Regions from separate parts of the Homo sapiens genome. Here region 1 is linked to region 2. A link is a loop called in an ENCODE intact Hi-C map of the cell type or tissue named here. Cell type or tissue: chondrocyte. All regions are shown on one strand. Each heading gives the region's core, and the rest is flanking DNA. Links, peaks and the distances in the headings are about the cores only.

Region 1 (8,322 bases), core at 104-8,103, 400 kb after region 2:
AAGTCAGCCCAGAGCGACTGTGAGGGCCCCAAGCCTGTGGGAACAAGAATGAAGAGGAGTCCTGGGTCTGGGGTCCAGGCCCCTCCTCAGCCAGTACTGAGAGGGCAAGAGAGAGATCATAGCAGGCTCTGCTGACTGGGCTGATTCTCTGCCCTGGAGACTGCAGGCCAGGGGTCTCCCTCTTGGCCTCCCCTGCCACTAGGTGATGCTCAGGGCTGGGGGTAGGGACAGACACTTCATGCCCTGGAGCTGCCTGACTGGCCCTGGCTGTGCCTGCTGCAGAAGTGGTATCAGCTGACATCATGAGGTGTGACATCACTGAGGCCTCCTCGAAGTTGAGTCTATTACTGTGGAAGAAGCCCATCAGTCCTCGTCCTCAGGAAGCTCATGATTCAGGCAAGGAAAGAGGCCCACAGCCAGACCACTCTGATCTGTGCAGTCAGGACATGGCCACGGAATCAGGCAGGATCCAGCCAGGAAAAAGAAGCCCTCCAGTTCTCTCCAACAGAGAGAATTGCGTCTAGGGAGCTGGTCACACTGTGATAAAGGCTCTGAGAGCTAAACGGGATGAGGAGGAATCCAGGATTGAAATCAGCAGGAAGCCGCCATCCCAGGCTGGAGGCAGGGAAGAAAGCAACAGGGTCACCAGTCCCAGGGGCTGTGTTCATGCGAAGGGAGCTGGAGCCTCGGCAGGGGTGTCTGGAGCCATGGGGCTGGTGGGGGCAGGTGGCCGCTGCTAGGAGGCCATCCGAGGAGAGACATAAGGAGAGACGTGCCCCGCTCCCCCACCACCACCAAGCGCAGAAGCCTGAGGGCAAAGGATACTGGGAAATGACCTGAGGGTCAGAGCAGGGGCCCATGGGGGTGGGATGGGGCCCACCTGACAGGCTAGGATGGGAGCACAGCTAGGCCTGCAGCAGGCCCGTCCCCAGGGGCCTGCTCAAACCACAGCCTGCCACTCATCCTAGCAGGGGCCTGGTCTACAACAGGTGCTCAAAAGCATGAGTCGCACAGTGAGTGGGTGCAGAGTGGGAGATAAAGCCAGGTGGCTGGGGCCCCAGATGGGAAGGAGAAGGAAGGGATGGACACTGGGTGTGTCCATGCCGAGACCTCAGAGGCTCTGAATGCCAGCTTGGGTTTGGCTGAAATCTGAGGGCTGGCACGTCCCCAAACATTCTCTCTCTCACCATAACTTGAAAATGAGTAAGATGTTTAGCCCTAAAGCATCAAAGCCCCTGACTGCTCTTGTTTCTGTCCTAAGCTAGACAGCCCAGTGTTCATTTCCCCCATTCTCCAGACAAGGAAACTGAGGCACAGAAACATGGAGGACCTTGACCAAGTGACGAAGTGACCTGCCCGAGATTTCAGTTAGGGGTGGCACAGCTACAGCAAGGGGCGGTGGACGCCCACCCACCCCCGACTTTCCAAAGGTGGAGAGATTGCTGCAAACTGCCAGCAACTGGTGACAACCAGGAGAATGTGGTCAAGACCGTTCAGTGACCTTTCAGTTCTGCCTCGTTGGGTGGCAACCGTGCTTCAATCACCAGTGTTTTTCTCCAGACAGAATATAAAGAAGCAGAAACCTGTGATAACGCATGTGCCATCTGTGCCCCAACCACATCCTCTTGCCAGGGCCACAAGCCCTTGCAGGACTCAAGCAAGAGGGTGGATAAGGCAGGCCAAAGGGGTGGACACTCCTGACTCTAGGTTTCAATTTCTTAAGAAAGGCTGGAAATCAGGACTTTTTATGGAAACAAATCTTAGATTTGAAAATGCTGGCCCCTAGTTGGAATGTTTAAAGTATGTGGAATGAATCCATGGAGGCCAGGCTGAGTGCCTACAGTAGGGGCCAGGCCTGTGAGCTCTGCCAGCTCTGAAGCAACTTTCTCAAGTGCCAAGCACATGCCGACCACAGGGCATTTGCACTGCTGCTCCCTGCCTGGAAAGCTCTTCCTGCTGGCATCTTGTGACTCATCCCGCACTGTCTTCAGGCATCTGCTCAAATGTCTCCTCCAGGAGGTCTTCCCTGACCTTTTCCTTCCCATTTCGCTGGTTTATTTTTCTTTACAGTGCTCACTACCACCTGACATCTCAGTGTTGTCCCGCTCCCGATGAGAACATCAGCTCCGTCGTGAGGGCAGGGTCCTTGTCTTAGGCATCCCTGGATGCACAGGGCCTGCCCAACCCAGAGCAGACACTCAGTCAACATTTGATGAATTCATGGTTTAGCACTTCAGGACCCCTGAGGCATGGCCACGGGGACACAGGGCACCCAGGACCATATGCATCACAGACGTGATGTCTGAAAGAGAAGCCAGCTGAGCAGGTTCCAGCCCTTCCCACCCCACAGACTTGCTGGGAGCTTTGGGAAGCCCTGACCCTCTGGAGGCCTCAATTTCCCCACCTGTGCAGTGAGGAGGTGATACATGCCACAGTCTCAGGAGCACTCATGGGGTCCCAAGGTGGCCATCATTGCTGGCTTCCTCAGCCAAGCAGAGGGACAGATAGATTGATCAGCTCCATATTGATCGCAGGGACGCAGCTGCTCTGGAGGGGGCAGGAGGAGTGGGAAGCTAAGTGGAGCCAGGACCCCTGGAGGAAGGAAAAGCAAATGCCACAGCCCCATCAATGCCTGGGACCAGGGGGCGGGAAGGGCCGTGATCACCCATCTGAGGGTTTCTTCCCCTGTCACCTAGGGGTTCAGAGAAGCTCAAGGGAGCTCCAGGGGAGCCCAGGCCAGGGCGAATTCTGAACATGGCAAAGAGACCTCCCCAGCGCACCCTGAGGAGGCCATCTCAAAGCTTCCCCGCTTCTAAGTCATGGAGCAGCTGAGGCCGGGGGCTGGGCCAAGGGAGTCCCAGGGGGTCCCTGCCCATTCAAGCCATGACATTTCTTGGATGCCGTTCACTGAGTCTGGAAGTGTATGCAAGGCTGGCATTCTGCTGCAGAGTCCACTTGAGGCTTGTTTTCATACAAGAGCCTCACGTCCTGCCCTGGATCTTCCAGGAAAGCCAACGCCCAACAGATGAGATGCTGGGAATGTGGCCAGCTCTCTCTGGGAGTGATATCCCCATGTGGGACATGCAGCTACAGCACAAAGAACCAGGACCTAGGGGTCCAGGGTGGGGGGAGGGGGCCTAAGGTTAAATCCCAGCTCCACTCCAACTTGTGGGGTGAAACCCTTTTCCCCTGAGAACCTTGATTTCCTCATCTGGAGCCTGTCCCTTGGGGTCCTGGGTCCCTGGCTGGAGCTCCTGGTTTTTAGGGAGGGAGGAGTAAAAAGCAGCCTTGGATTGGACCGATGGGCAGGTAGGGAGCCCAGAGGGAAGACACAGACAGGATGAGACCATGAGGACTGTTGTTAAGGCCTTGGACAGCAAGAAAACAAACCATTAAACACCAGGGACAGCAACTCAGCCATTCCGCTTCTGGGCCTCTACCCAAAAGCATCAAAACAGGTGTTCAGACAAAGCTTGTACATGAATGCTGATAACAATGCTGTTCACAGTAGCCAAGAGGTGGAAACAGCCCTGAGTCCACCCACAGATGAATGAACACACCAAGTGTGTCCACACAATGGAATGTCTTTCATCCATGACATGAAGAGGGTGGCATTCCGGCACTGGTACAACATGCACAGACTTTGAGGGCACAGAAGGACAAATGCTTAGGGTTCCATTCATATGAAATGCCCAGAACTGGCAAACCCATACAGACAGAAAGCAGCTCAGAGGCTTCCAGGGGCTCGGGGGAGGGCACACGGGGAGTGAGTGTGCCGCATTTTCACGGGATCTTCTTTTGGAGCCATGGAAACGTTTTGGAACTAGAGAGTTGTGATGACGGCAAAACATCGTGAGCAGAATGCCACTTAATTTGTACACTTTAAGAAGTGCAATTTCTGGCTGGGCGCGGTGGCTCACGCCTGTAATCCCAGCACTTTGGGAGGCCAAGGCAGGTGGATCACCTGAGGTCAGGAGTTCAAGACTAGCCTGGGCAACATGGTGAAACCCTGTCTCTACTAAAAATACAAAGATTAGCCGGGGGTGGTGGAGCTTGCCTGTAATCCCAGCTACTCGGGAGGCTGAGGCAGGAGAATCGCTTGATCCCAGGAGGCAGAGGTTGCAGAGCTGAGACTGCGCCACTGCACTCCAGCTTGCTCAACAGAGCAAGACTCTGTCTCAAAAAAAAAAAAAAAAAAAAAAAAAGAAGGGCCATTTTACCTTATGTGAATTTTACCTCAATAAAAACGGGGGAATCCCCAACCAGGGACACAGGAGAAACAGTAGCCCACGCAGAGACAAGGCTGAGAGGCGGGGCTCTGGATCCGGACCTGCTGGGGAGGAGAAGGACACCCACGCCCCCGGGGCTGCTGTGAGGGAGGAGCGCTGAGCACGGGGGTCCAGAAGCAGAGCAAGTGAAACATTTGCTGCGTTCATTACCATCCCCAGACCATGCTTCTGCAGGACGGCCCATGCAGCTCAGGCTGGCTGCCCTGCCAGGGGAGGTGCCCGGCCAACCCAGGCCACGCCTGTGGCCACAGCCCCAGCAGTGGCCAAGAGCAGAGCCAGAGTGGGGAGTCAGGTGGGGTCGGCCCTCCCTCCCTGGCTAGTTCATGTCTCCTCCCTGGTCCTCACCTACCTCTGGGAAGGGGATAGAGACCAGTCCTCTAGGAAGCTTCCAGCACCAGAATCTTTCTGCACCTGGAGTCCTGGGGAAGACAATCAATCAATCAATCTATGGATCTACCCACAGGTCCAATGGAGAGGGAGGCAGAATGGTGCATTGGGTAAGCAGTGGTGATTAAGCTGACAGACAGGGGTTCAAATCCCAGCTCCTCCACCTCCCAGCCCCCACCCTCAGGCCCCAGCTGCCCTAGCCAGCCTTTCTGTGCCTCAGTTTACCCACCTGTAAAATTCAGGTAGTAATCGCCACTACCCCATAGGGTATTGTGAAGATGGAATGAGTCTGTGAGAACAACGCCTGGCTCATGGTGTGGGCTCCAGAGGTATGACCACTGTTGTGTCTAATTCTCACTGTTGAGAATTAGAACAACAAACTGTTATCCAGGTAAGGGGAGAAAGAAGCCCTGCCCAGAATTGGCCAGAACGTGAAGAGTACATGGGCTAATGCCACCAGCTCTGCTCCCTCCTAAGAAGCTGTGCTGAGCTCGGTGTCCGGAGTGGAGACCCAGAGGAGAGGCCAGGAGAGAGGCAGCTCGGGAGAGGACCGAGGAGGTGCCCCCACACTCGCTCGCACACTCACAAACTCACTCACACACACTGAGAGTCACACACTCACACAGAGACACAGAATCACACACAGAGTCACACATACTCATAGTTACACAATCACAGTTACACACACACACTCACACTCTCACAGAGTCACACATACTCATAGTTACACAATCACAGTTACACACTTACACACACTCACATTCTCACAAAGAGTCACACACTCACTCGCACCTGCTGAGGAAGAGTGCTGAGTGGTCGGGGTGCGCTGGCCACGCACAGGGGCAGCCTCGGCCCCAGCAGCCACACTTGATGAATTTTGCATCACCTTGGCTATGAATAGCTTCCTCCTTGGCAGCGAGACAGACAGTTCAAAGGGAGGAAAAGGGCCCGAGGAGGGAGAGGGAGGGCAGAATGCACCCCGAATCCCTAACTCAGCTCGGGAGGACAGCAGGGCGAGGCGAGGACGCAGAGGGTGGGCAGGGCCTCCCACTCCCACAGGGCTGCGTGCATTTCCAGAGGCGGCAGGTGAGGCTGCAAGGGGCCTCCCGCAGGGCCCTGGCAGCCCCGTTATGCTTCCAAGATCAGGCCCAGAAGGATGCAGCTGAGACAGGAGGGCATCAGGGAGCCCAGGCAGCACGTGGGCCACCTGCAGACCCCCATTCCCCAAGACTGGGGCTTCAAGGCCATTTCTTAGATGGGCACCCTGAGGCCTGGGAAGATCATTGTCCCATCAGAGACTGCACACAGCAGCCTGGGCCTGGGGTGAATGCTGAAGGACCAGGTGAGCCGACAGGCAGGGCCACAGGGGGGTCTGGGGGCATGGCTAAGCTGAGGGTGGCAAGGGGACCTCTGCAGCCTCTGGCTGGGGAACCTGGCTTCCAACCCCAGCTCCACCCCCTTCCCATCTGAGCGGCCCTGGGCAAGACACTTCACCTCTCTGTGCCTGTTTCCCCAGTAATTAACTCATAATAATGAAAGTACCCCACTTACTAGGTGGTGGTCAAGGTGCAGCCTCTGGGTCCCTGCGGCTCACCAGCTGTGGAACTTTGCCTCTCAGCTCAGTTTTCCCATCTGCAGAATGGGCTGCTGCTGTTGCCTGCCCTGTCAGTTAGGCATAAAGCATTGAGAACGAGCCCTCCACAGCATGAGGACCACAGGAGATTTGTCAGCACTGCCAGCTTCTTGGCCAGTGACACCCATAAACAGAGAGTCCCTTCTGGGCAGGCCCTCCCTGCCACCAAGGGGGCATCCCCAAGGGTTCGAGCCACATGCCTCATCCTGCCAGGCTGGCCAGCCTTGGCTGAGGCCCACGCAATGAGCAACCAGGCCAGGGAGCTCAGTGAGGGGACACCAGGTGGGTGTGTGGGTAGACGCCGAGCAGTCAGTCATGTAAGCCTGGCTGTCCTCTCTGCCGCACTTGGGTGAGCGGGTCCTACCTCAAGGCTATCTCTTGTAAACTGTGGGGATGTCCCAGCTGCCCACTGCCTCGCCAGAGACCCAGTGCCGGCACTACAGCCCCAGGGCCCCAGCAGAGTGGTGACAGCGGCTGCACCAGGCACCTACTGCATGCAGGCTGTCTCCTAAGTGCTTTGTGTGCATTAACAATTAATCTTCAAACCCATTATCTGGGGCAGGTGCCGTTAGCATCTCTACTTTACAGACAGAGAAACAGAGGCCCAGGGAGCTAAGGGAACATGCACGGGACGTGGGACCCCACCTTCATTCCTCTGTCCTCGGTGGCACCTGGCATTTCTGATCCTGGCTCTTCTATTCCAGTGCTGGGGCATCAGGGTGGGCCCTTTCCTCTCTCTGGCCTTGGTTTCCCTAGCAGTGAAGGGTCCAGGTGCATAGAGTCTAATCCCTGGCCCTTCTACTTGCTGGCCTAGAAAGTGAGTCTTTCACCCTCTCTGTGCTTCTGTTTTCTCCCCTGTAAAATGGAAATGGGAACGGCCCCTGCCTCCCAGGAGTAAGCTCCTAGGGCAGTGCCTGGCACTTAGTAAGTGCTCAGGAAGTGGCAGCCACGCTGTTATTATTGCTATTGCTGTTGCTGCTGTAAAGTGAGTACTCCCTAAGACCCCTGACCAGAGGATGGGGGTGTCCAAACATCCAGGTTCCCAGAGAGGCCCAGGAGGTGGCCTGTGCCCAGAGCCCAAGGCAGCTGCAGGAGCTCACGGCCTCCCGGAGTGGAGAGAGCTGCATCCCGGTCAGCCACCCTCTGTTCCTCCCCACAGCCTTCCACCTGCCAGGCCTACCTCCATGGCGTCTCTGCTCTTCCCTCTGGCCACATCAGAAGGGACCACAAGGAAGCAAAGATTCAGAGAGTGAACTTTCCCACAGGGACCATCCCAAAGATGCCCACACTGGCCTCTTGCAGCCCTGCTCTCCCGGCAGGGCCTGGAGCCCAGAGGGTTCCCTGCCCAGCAGCTAAGAACGAGGACTCTTCAGAGTCCCAACTGCTGTGACCCATTCCTGGCTCTGCTGCCTACCTGCTGTGTGACCTTGGGCAGGTTGCTTTGCCTCTCTGTGCCCCCGTTTCCCCATCTCCAAGACAGTAGATGATAGCAGCCCTAGGTGTGGTGGTTGTGGAGATTCAGGGCCATGACATAGACAAAGCAGTTAGCCTGGTACCCACTGGGCTCCTGAGCCTGGTACCCACTGGCTCCTGAGGCTGCCAACTTGCTGAAGACAGCAGGGCTGCTGGCATCAGACATTCCCAGGGCTACATCTTTACTCATTGTGTGAATCTGGGCAATCCACTTCACCTTTCTATGCCTTGATTTCCTCATCTGCGAAACAGGCTTAATAACACCTATTTGGGGACATGATGAGGATTCAAAGAGGCAAGGCCAGGACAGTGCCTGGCAAACGTTGCTGTCCCTGTGACTGCTGCTGCTGCCATTGTCACTCCTGCCATCCAGAAGACACCCACAGTGTCTGTGGCTTCCTCTGGGGCAGGCCCCACCCTGGAAGACATTGGAGGCTTCCTCTCCAGGTGACAAGGAAAAGCTGAAGGCTGCATCTCCTTTGTTTTCTTCCCAGCAAGACTGACATGCGACAAACACATCAGAAGGGAAAGAAAGGTCGT
Region 2 (8,322 bases), core at 50-8,049:
AGCAGCTACCATCACCTTCACCTTGTGGTTGGGAAACCAAGGCACAGAGAGGAAAGTAACCAGTGCGAGGCTCACAAGTGGGGCTAGCAGGGAGCACAGATCTGAGCCCAGGAGCCCTCTTCCAGCAAGGCTGGCCTCTGGCGCCACGGCTGGGTCATTGGCTTCTGTGTTCCTGGGATGCTGGGTCCCACTGCCTGTGGGGGCCTCAGGCCCCTCGTCGCTTATCTACTGATCTCTGCCTCCACTCCTGCTTGTGAGCCTCAGGATGGTGAGTGAGTGAGTTCGCTTGTTCGGCTGTTTATTCATTTACTCACGCACTCATCCCACCCGTGTCCACAGAGCCCCTTGGTGGGCGGACTCTGCTCTGTAGATGCCACCGTGCCCACAGCCCGCCCTCACCAAACTCAGTCTGGTGGAGCCAACAGACATCAAAGAAACAAGCAGCCACAATGACAGTCAAGGGGCACTCGTGGAGAGAAATGGGGAGCTTTCAGTCTTGGGCTGAGTGGTTTGGGAAGCCTTGCAGAGGAGGTGGGTTTTTTCTGGAACTAGGGGACAGACAGTGGGGGCAACAAAGCAATTTACTTGGAGGGGCCTTGAGGCTGCATATGAGTTGGACCTGGTCTAGCAAGGAAAGAGGGAATGGTGCACCAGGCAGAAAGAATAGCAGTTGCAGAGGCATGAGTGGAAAATGCCGAGCCTGGTGTGGCTGGGGCTGCAGGGTGCACAGGGGAAGCCAAACTAGCTCCGACCTCCCCTCTGCTCCCTCCCCTCTGCCACCATCCAGGGCACAGCTGGCTTCCTGGGCAAAGGAGAAGCCTCCCTCCCTGTGGCTCCGTCTCGGGGAAGAGGCTGATGCTGGCTGGCCCTTTTACACTTTCTGGTGGGGGCCAGGCTGCCAGCTGGATCAACGAACAGCCAGTGCAAAAATGTCAGGAGCAATTAGAAGGTACCCGTGGTCTGAGCTTTATCTGCAACAATACGTCTTTATTAATGAGGCTTTTAATGATGCAACCAAGAGTGCTGGCAGAAACGGTCACAGCTACCCATCCTCTGGGGTTGCGCTTTTTTTTTTTTGAGACGGAGTCTCCCTCTGTTGCCCAGGCTGGAGTGCAGTGGCGCAATCTCGGCTCACTGCAACCCCCGCCTCCCATGTTCAAGTGATTCTCCTGCCTCAGCCTCCTGAGTAGCTGGGATTACAGGCATGCGCCACCACACCAAGCTAATATTTTTGTATTTTTAGTAGAGACGGGTTTTCACCATGTTGGCCAGGCTGGTCTCAAACTCCTGACTTCAGGTGATCCACCCACATCGGCCTCCCAAAGTGCTGGGGTTACAGGCGTGAGCCACTGTGCCCGGCCTGGGCACGTACTTTTTTGTGTGTGTGTGTGTGGGGTGGGGGCAATGTCTTGCTCTGTTACCAGGCTGGAGTGCAGTAGCATGATCTCGGCTTACTGCCACCTCCGGCTCCCGGATTCAAGCCATTCTCCTCCCTCAGCCACCCGAGTAGCTGGGATTATAGGCACCCATCACCACGCCCAGCTAATTTTTGTATTTTCAGTAGAGATGGGGTTTCACCATGTTGGCCAGGATGGTCTTGAACTTCTGACCTCGTGATCCGCCCGCCTCAGCCTCCCAAAGTGCTGGGATTACAGGCGTGAGCCACTGCGCCCAGCTGGGTGTGTACTTTTAATTCACTGCTGCAGCCCCTGATGGAGATGAGGCCTTGAGTTCTGCCCCCTTGAAAGCTCAATCTCCTCCCTGTGAAATGGGGTTATGGTGTGTATCAGTTAGGTATTGTGCCATAACAAACAGCTCCTAAACTCAGGGGTAGAAAACAACAACAATTTTAATTAGCTCACGGTTGTTTGTTGGGCTCAGCTGCTCTCAGCCACTTGGTCACTGTCTGTGGCCTCAGCTGGGACATGTGGGCCTGGTGATTTAGGGGCCCTCTCACTCCCCAGTGGGCTAGTCCTGGCTGGGTCATAGGTGGCAGAGGAGTCCCCAGCACAAGAGTGGAAGGGGCAAGGCCCCTTGACACCTAGTCTCAGAACTGGCACAGCATTGCTCTGCCTTCTACTGGCATGGCAATCACATGACTTGAGGGAGGGGAGACAGAGTCCTTTCTTCGTGGAAGTTGCTGCAAATAATTTGCAGCCGTATTTGCAATTTAGATGTAGTGAAATCAATCTTGAGTTATATCAATAACGTTTTCTGAGCACCGCCCCTTCCCCTGGCTCTGATATGCAGGCCTTATGCTGGGTAGTGCTGGGACCACAGGGAGAAATCTGACTTGGTGTCTCCTTCCCAGGAGCTCTGATGGAGGACACAGACACAGTCAGACAGGAGCACATACAAGGTGCTAGAAGCCAATGGAAAGTTTGGCTTAACAGACAAAAGGGTTGGCCGGGCGCAGTGGCTCATGCCTGTAATCCCAGCACTTTGGGAGGCCAAAATGGGCAGATCACCTGAGGTCAGGAGGTCCAGACCAGCCTGGCCAAGATGGTGAAACACTGTCTTTACTAAAAATACAAAAATTAGCCGGGTGTGGTGGTGGCTGCCTGTAATCCCAGCTACTTAAGAGGCTGAGGCAGGAGAATCGCTGAACACAGAAGGCAGAGATTGCAGTGAGCCAAGATCGCGCCACTGCACTCCAGCCTGGGCGACAAGAGTGAGACTCCATCTCCAAAAAAAAAAAGAGGTCATGGGGGTCACGGGGTGGTATGTATGTGGGGAATAAACTCTAAAGGGGTTGTGAAGTGTCCTGTGGCTGCAGGGGACTGGAGCTACCCTTGATTCTGCACTGATTCTTTCCCAGTGGTGTTCATGATGGTCTTGTCAGCTTTGTGTTGTTTGCTAAGGCTCAGAGTTGGTGAGGTTATGCAGCCTAACAAGCTCTCAGATTGGGATCCAAGTATACCTGGCCTTTGGCATCTGTCTTGAGCCAACTGGCTTTGACCCTGATGGACTCAGTAAGTGAGACACTCCCAAGTGAGCCAATGAGGCTCAGGCCCCAACACGGAGGTGTGTGTGTGCAGGTGAGCTTGGGGAGGCAGGTGGCTGAGGCTTGGGCACAGAGGCTGGACCAGACACAAATGCCTAAAGGGTTTCCAGGGGATACATTCTGGGATCCAGAGTCAGGACCTACTTTGTGGGAACCACTTGTTCCCTAGCCCCTGTTCTGCCCTGGCTTTGCCGCCCAGGGCTCACGACCTTTCTTTCCCTTCTGATGTGTTTGTCGCATGTCAGTCTTGCTGGGAAGAAAACAAAGGAGATGCAGCCTTCAGCTTTTCCTTGTCACCTGGAGAGGAAGCCTCCAATGTCTTCCAGGGTGGGGCCTGCCCCAGAGGAAGCCACAGACACTGTGGGTGTCTTCTGGATGGCAGGAGTGACAATGGCAGCAGCAGCAGTCACAGGGACAGCAACGTTTGCCAGGCACTGTCCTGGCCTTGCCTCTTTGAATCCTCATCATGTCCCCAAATAGGTGTTATTAAGCCTGTTTCACAGATGAGGAAATCAAGGCATGGAAAGGTGAAGTGGATTGCCCAGATCACACAATGAGTAAAGATGCAGCCCTGGGAATGTCCGATGCCAGCAGCCCTGCTGTCTTCAGCAAGTTGGCAGCCTCAGGAGCCAGTGGGTACCAGGCTCAGGAGCCCAGTGGGTACCAGGCTAACTGCTTTGTCTATGTCATGGCCCTGAATCTCCACAACCACCCCACCTACGGCTGCTATCACCTAAGGTCTTGGAGATGGGGAAACTAGGGCACAGAGAGGCAAAGCAACCTGCCCAAGGTCACACAGCAGGTAGGCAGCAGAGCCAGGAATGGGTCACAGCAGTTGGGACTCTGAAGAGTCCTCGTTCTTAGCTGCTGGGCTGGGAACCCTCTGGGCTCCAGGCCCTGCCGGGAGAGCGGGGCTGTAAGAGGCCAGTGTGGGCATCTTTGGGATGGTCCCTGTGAGAAAGTTCACTCTCTGAATCTTTGCTTCCTTGTGGTCTCTTCTGATGTGGCCAGAGGGAAGAGCAGAGACGCCATGGAGGTAGGCTCGGCAGGTGGAAGGCTGTGGGGAGGAACAGAGGGAGGCTGACCGGGATGCAGCTCTCTCCACTCTGGGAGGCCTTGAGCTCCTGCAGCTGCCTTGGGCTCTGGGCACAGGCCACCTCCTGGGCCTCTCTGGGAACCTGGATGTTTGGACACCCCCATCCTCTGGTCAGGGGTCTTAGGGAGTACTCACTTTACAGCAGCAACAGCAATAGCAATAATAACAGCGTGGCTGCCACTTCCTGAGCACTTACTAAGTGCCAGGCACTGCCCTAGGAGCTTACTCCTGGGAGGCAGGGGCCGTTCCCATTTCCATTTTACAGGGGAGAAAACAGAAGCACAGAGAGGGTGAAAGACTCACTTTCTAGGCCAGCAAGTAGAAGGGCCAGGGATTAGACTCTATGCACCTGGACCCTTCACTGCTAGGGAAACCAAGGCCAGAGAGAGGAAAGGGCCCACCCTGATGCCCCAGCACTGGAATAGAAGAGCCAGGATCAGAAATGCCAGGTGCCACCGAGGACAGAGGAATGAAGGTGGGGTCCCACGTCCCGTGCATGTTCCCTTAGCTCCCTGGGCCTCTGTTTCTCTGTCTGTAAAGTAGAGATGCTAACGGCACCTGCCCCAGATAATGGGTTTGAAGATTAATTGTTAATGCACACAAAGCACTTAGGAGACAGCCTGCATGCAGTAGGTGCCTGGTGCAGCCGCTGTCACCACTCTGCTGGGGCCCTGGGGCTGTAGTGCTGGCACTGGGTCTCTGGCGAGGCAGTGGGCAGCTGGGACATCCCCACAGTTTACAAGAGATAGCCTTGAGGTAGGACCCGCTCACCCAAGTCCGGCAGAGAGGACAGCCAGGCTTACATGACTGACTGCTCGGCGTCTACCCACACACCAACCTGGTGTCCCCTCACTGAGCTCCCTGGCCTGGTTGCTCATTGCGTGGGCCTCAGCCAAGGCTGGCCAGCCTGGCAGGATGAGGCATGTGGCTCGAACCCTTGGGGATGCCCCCTTGGTGGCAGGGAGGGCCTGCCCAGAAGGGACTCTCTGTTTATGGGTGTCACTGGCCAAGAAGCTGGCAGTGCTGACAAATCTCGTGTGGTCCTCATGCTGTGCAGGGCTTGTTCTCAATGCTTTATGCCTAACTGACAGGGCAGGGAACAGCAGCAGCCCATTCTGCAGATGGCAAAACTGAGCTGAGAGGCAAAGTTCCACAGCTGGTGAGCCACAGGGACCCAGAGGCTGCACCTTGACCACCACCTAGTAAGTGGGGTACTTTCATTATTATGAGTTAATTACTGGGGAAACAGGCACAGAGAGGTGAAGTGTCTTGCCCAGGGCTGCTCAGATGGGAAGGGGTAGAGCTGGGGTTGGAAGCCAGGTTCCCCAGCCAGAGGCTGCAGAGGTCCCCTTGCCACCCTCAGCGTAGCCATGCCCCCAGACCCCCCTGTGGCCCTGCCTGTCGGCTCACCTGGTCCTTCAGCATTCACCCCAGGCCCAGGCTGCTGTGTGCAGTCTCTGATGGGACAATGATCTTCCCAGGCCTCAGGGTGCCCATCTAAGAAATGGCCTTGAAGCCCCAGTCTTGGGGAATGGGGGTCTGCAGGTGGCCCACGTGCTGCCTGGGCTCCCTGATGCCCTCCTGTCTCAGCTGCATCCTTCTGGGCCTGATCTTGGAAGCATAACGGGGCTGCCAGGGCCCTGCGGGAGGCCCCTTGCAGCCTCACCTGCCGCCTCTGGAAATGCACGCAGCCCTGTGGGAGTGGGAGGCCCTGCCCACCCTCTGCGTCCTCGCCTCGCCCTGCTGTCCTCCCGAGCTGAGTTAGGGATTCGGGGTGCATTCTGCCCTCCCTCTCCCTCCTCGGGCCCTTTTCCTCCCTTTGAACTGTCTGTCTGTCTCGCTGCCGAGGAGGAAGCTATTCATAGCCAAGGTGATGCAAAATTCATCAAGTGTGGCTGCTGGGGCTGAGGCTGCCCCTGTGCGTGGCCAGCGCACCCCGACCACTCAGCACTCTTCCTCAGCAGGTGCGAGTGAGTGTGTGACTCTTTGTGAGAATGTGAGTGTGTGTAAGTGTGTAACTGTGATTGTGTAACTATGAGTATGTGTGACTCTGTGTGTGATTCTGTGTCTCTGTGTGAGTGTGTGACTCTCAGTGTGTGTGAGTGAGTTTGTGAGTGTGCGAGCGAGTGTGGGGGCACCTCCTCGGTCCTCTCCCGAGCTGCCTCTCTCCTGGCCTCTCCTCTGGGTCTCCACTCCGGACACCGAGCTCAGCACAGCTTCTTAGGAGGGAGCAGAGCTGGTGGCATTAGCCCATGTACTCTTCACGTTCTGGCCAATTCTGGGCAGGGCTTCTTTCTCCCCTTACCTGGATAACAGTTTGTTGTTCTAATTCTCAACAGTGAGAATTAGACACAACAGTGGTCATACCTCTGGAGCCCACACCATGAGCCAGGCGTTGTTCTCACAGACTCATTCCATCTTCACAATACCCTACGGGGTAGTGGCGATTACTACCTGAATTTTACAGGTGGGTAAACTGAGGCACGGAAAGGCTGGCTAGGGCAGCTGGGGCCTGAGGGTGGAGGGCTGGGAGGTGGAAGAGCTGGGATTTGAACCCCTGTCTGTCAGCTTAATCACCACTGCTTACCCAATGCACCATTCTGCCTCCCTCTCCATTGGTCCTGTGGGTAGATCCATAGATTGATTGATTGATTGTCTTCCCCAGAGACTCCAGGTGCAGAAAGATTCTGGTGCTGGAAGCTTCCTAGAGGACTGGTCTCTATCCCCTTCCCAGAGGTAGGTGAGGACCAGGGAGGAGACATGAACTAGCCAGGGAGGGAGGGCCGACCCCACCTGACTCCCCACTCTGGCTCTGCTCTTGGCCACTGCTGGGGCTGTGGCCACAGGCATGGCCTGGGTTGGCCCGGCACCTCCCCTGGCAGGGCAGCCAGCCTGAGCCGCATGGGCCGCCCTGCAGAAGCATGGTCTGGGGATGGTAATGAACACAGCAAATGTTTCACTTGCTCTGCTTCTGGGCCCCCGTGCTCAGCGCTCCTCCCTCACAGCAGCCCCGGGGGCATGGGTGTCCTTTTCCTCCCCAGCAGGTCCGGATCCAGAGCCCTGCCTCTCAGCCTTGTCTCTGCGTGGGCTGCTGTTTCTCCTGTGTCCCTGGTTGGGGATTCCCCCGTTTTTATTGAGGTAAAATTCATGTAAGGTAAAATGGCCCTTCTTTTTTTTTTTTTTTTTTTTTTGAGACAGAGTCTTGCTCTGTTGCACAAGCTGGAGTGCAGTGGCGCAGTCTCAGCTGTCTGCAACCTCTGCCTCCTGGGCTCAAGCGATTCTCCTGCCTCAGCCTCCCGAGTAGCTGGGATTACAGGCAAGCTCCACCACCCCCGGCTAATTTTTGTATTTTTAGTAGAGACAGGGTTTCACCATGTTGCCCAGGCTAGTCTTGAACTCCTGACCTCAGGTGATCCACCTGCCTTGGCCTCCCAAAGTGCTGGGATTACAGGCGTGAGCCACCGCGCCCAGCCAGAAATTGCACTTCTTAAAGTGTACAAATTAAGTGGCATTCTGCTCACGATGTTTTGCCGTCATCACAACTCTCTAGTTCCAAAACGTTTCCATGGCTCCAAAAGAAGATCCCGTGAAAATGCGGCACACTCACTCCCCGTGTGCCCTCCCCCGAGCCCCTGGAAGCCTCTGAGCTGCTTTCTGTCTGTATGGGTTTGCCAGTTCTGGGCATTTCATATGAATGGAACCCTAAGCATTTGTCCTTCTGTGCCCTCAAAGTCTGTGCATGTTGTACCAGTGCCGGAATGCCACCCTCTTCATGTCATGGATGAAAGACATTCCATTGTGTGGACACACTTGGTGTGTTCATTCATCTGTGGGTGGACTCAGGGCTGTTTCCACCTCTTGGCTACTGTGAACAGCATTGTTATCAGCATTCATGTACAAGCTTTGTCTGAACACCTGTTTTGATGCTTTTGGGTAGAGGCCCAGAAGCGGAATGGCTGAGTTGCTGTCCCTGGTGTTTAATGGTTTGTTTTCTTGCTGTCCAAGGCCTTAACAACAGTCCTCATGGTCTCATCCTGTCTGTGTCTTCCCTCTGGGCTCCCTACCTGCCCATCGGTCCAATCCAAGGCTGCTTTTTACTCCTCCCTCCCTAAAAACCAGGAGCTCCAGCCAGGGACCCAGGACCCCAAGGGACAGGCTCCAGATGAGGAAATCAAGGTTCTCAGGGGAAAAGGGTTTCACCCCACAAGTTGGAGTGGAGCTG

What was found. Hi-C counts contacts between places; a loop is a spot of excess contacts. Peaks named below come from ENCODE experiments on the same cell type or tissue, not always from the same donor. Only the 100,000 strongest peaks of a DNase experiment are listed, where the experiment ranks them.
Region 1: a loop joins it to region 2, with 19 times the contacts of the local background. A loop is called at or near these places in 3 of 110 quality-filtered maps.

Annotation. Positions count from the first base shown.
Region 1 is chr17:21,738,121-21,746,442 of GRCh38, forward strand. No RefSeq gene overlaps it. Among named protein-coding and RNA genes, the nearest start is that of KCNJ18, 50 kb to the left of the region's middle. In chondrocyte, for the core only: no CTCF peak of the experiment used is centred there; DNase peaks (open chromatin) are centred at 2,881, 4,351 and 7,451.
Region 2 is chr17:21,338,377-21,346,698 of GRCh38, forward strand. No RefSeq gene overlaps it. Among named protein-coding and RNA genes, the nearest start is that of KCNJ12, 34 kb to the right of the region's middle. RefSeq lists enhancers at 1-746, 4,959-5,459, 6,974-7,531, 8,207-8,322. In chondrocyte, for the core only: no CTCF peak of the experiment used is centred there; a DNase peak (open chromatin) is centred at 4,871.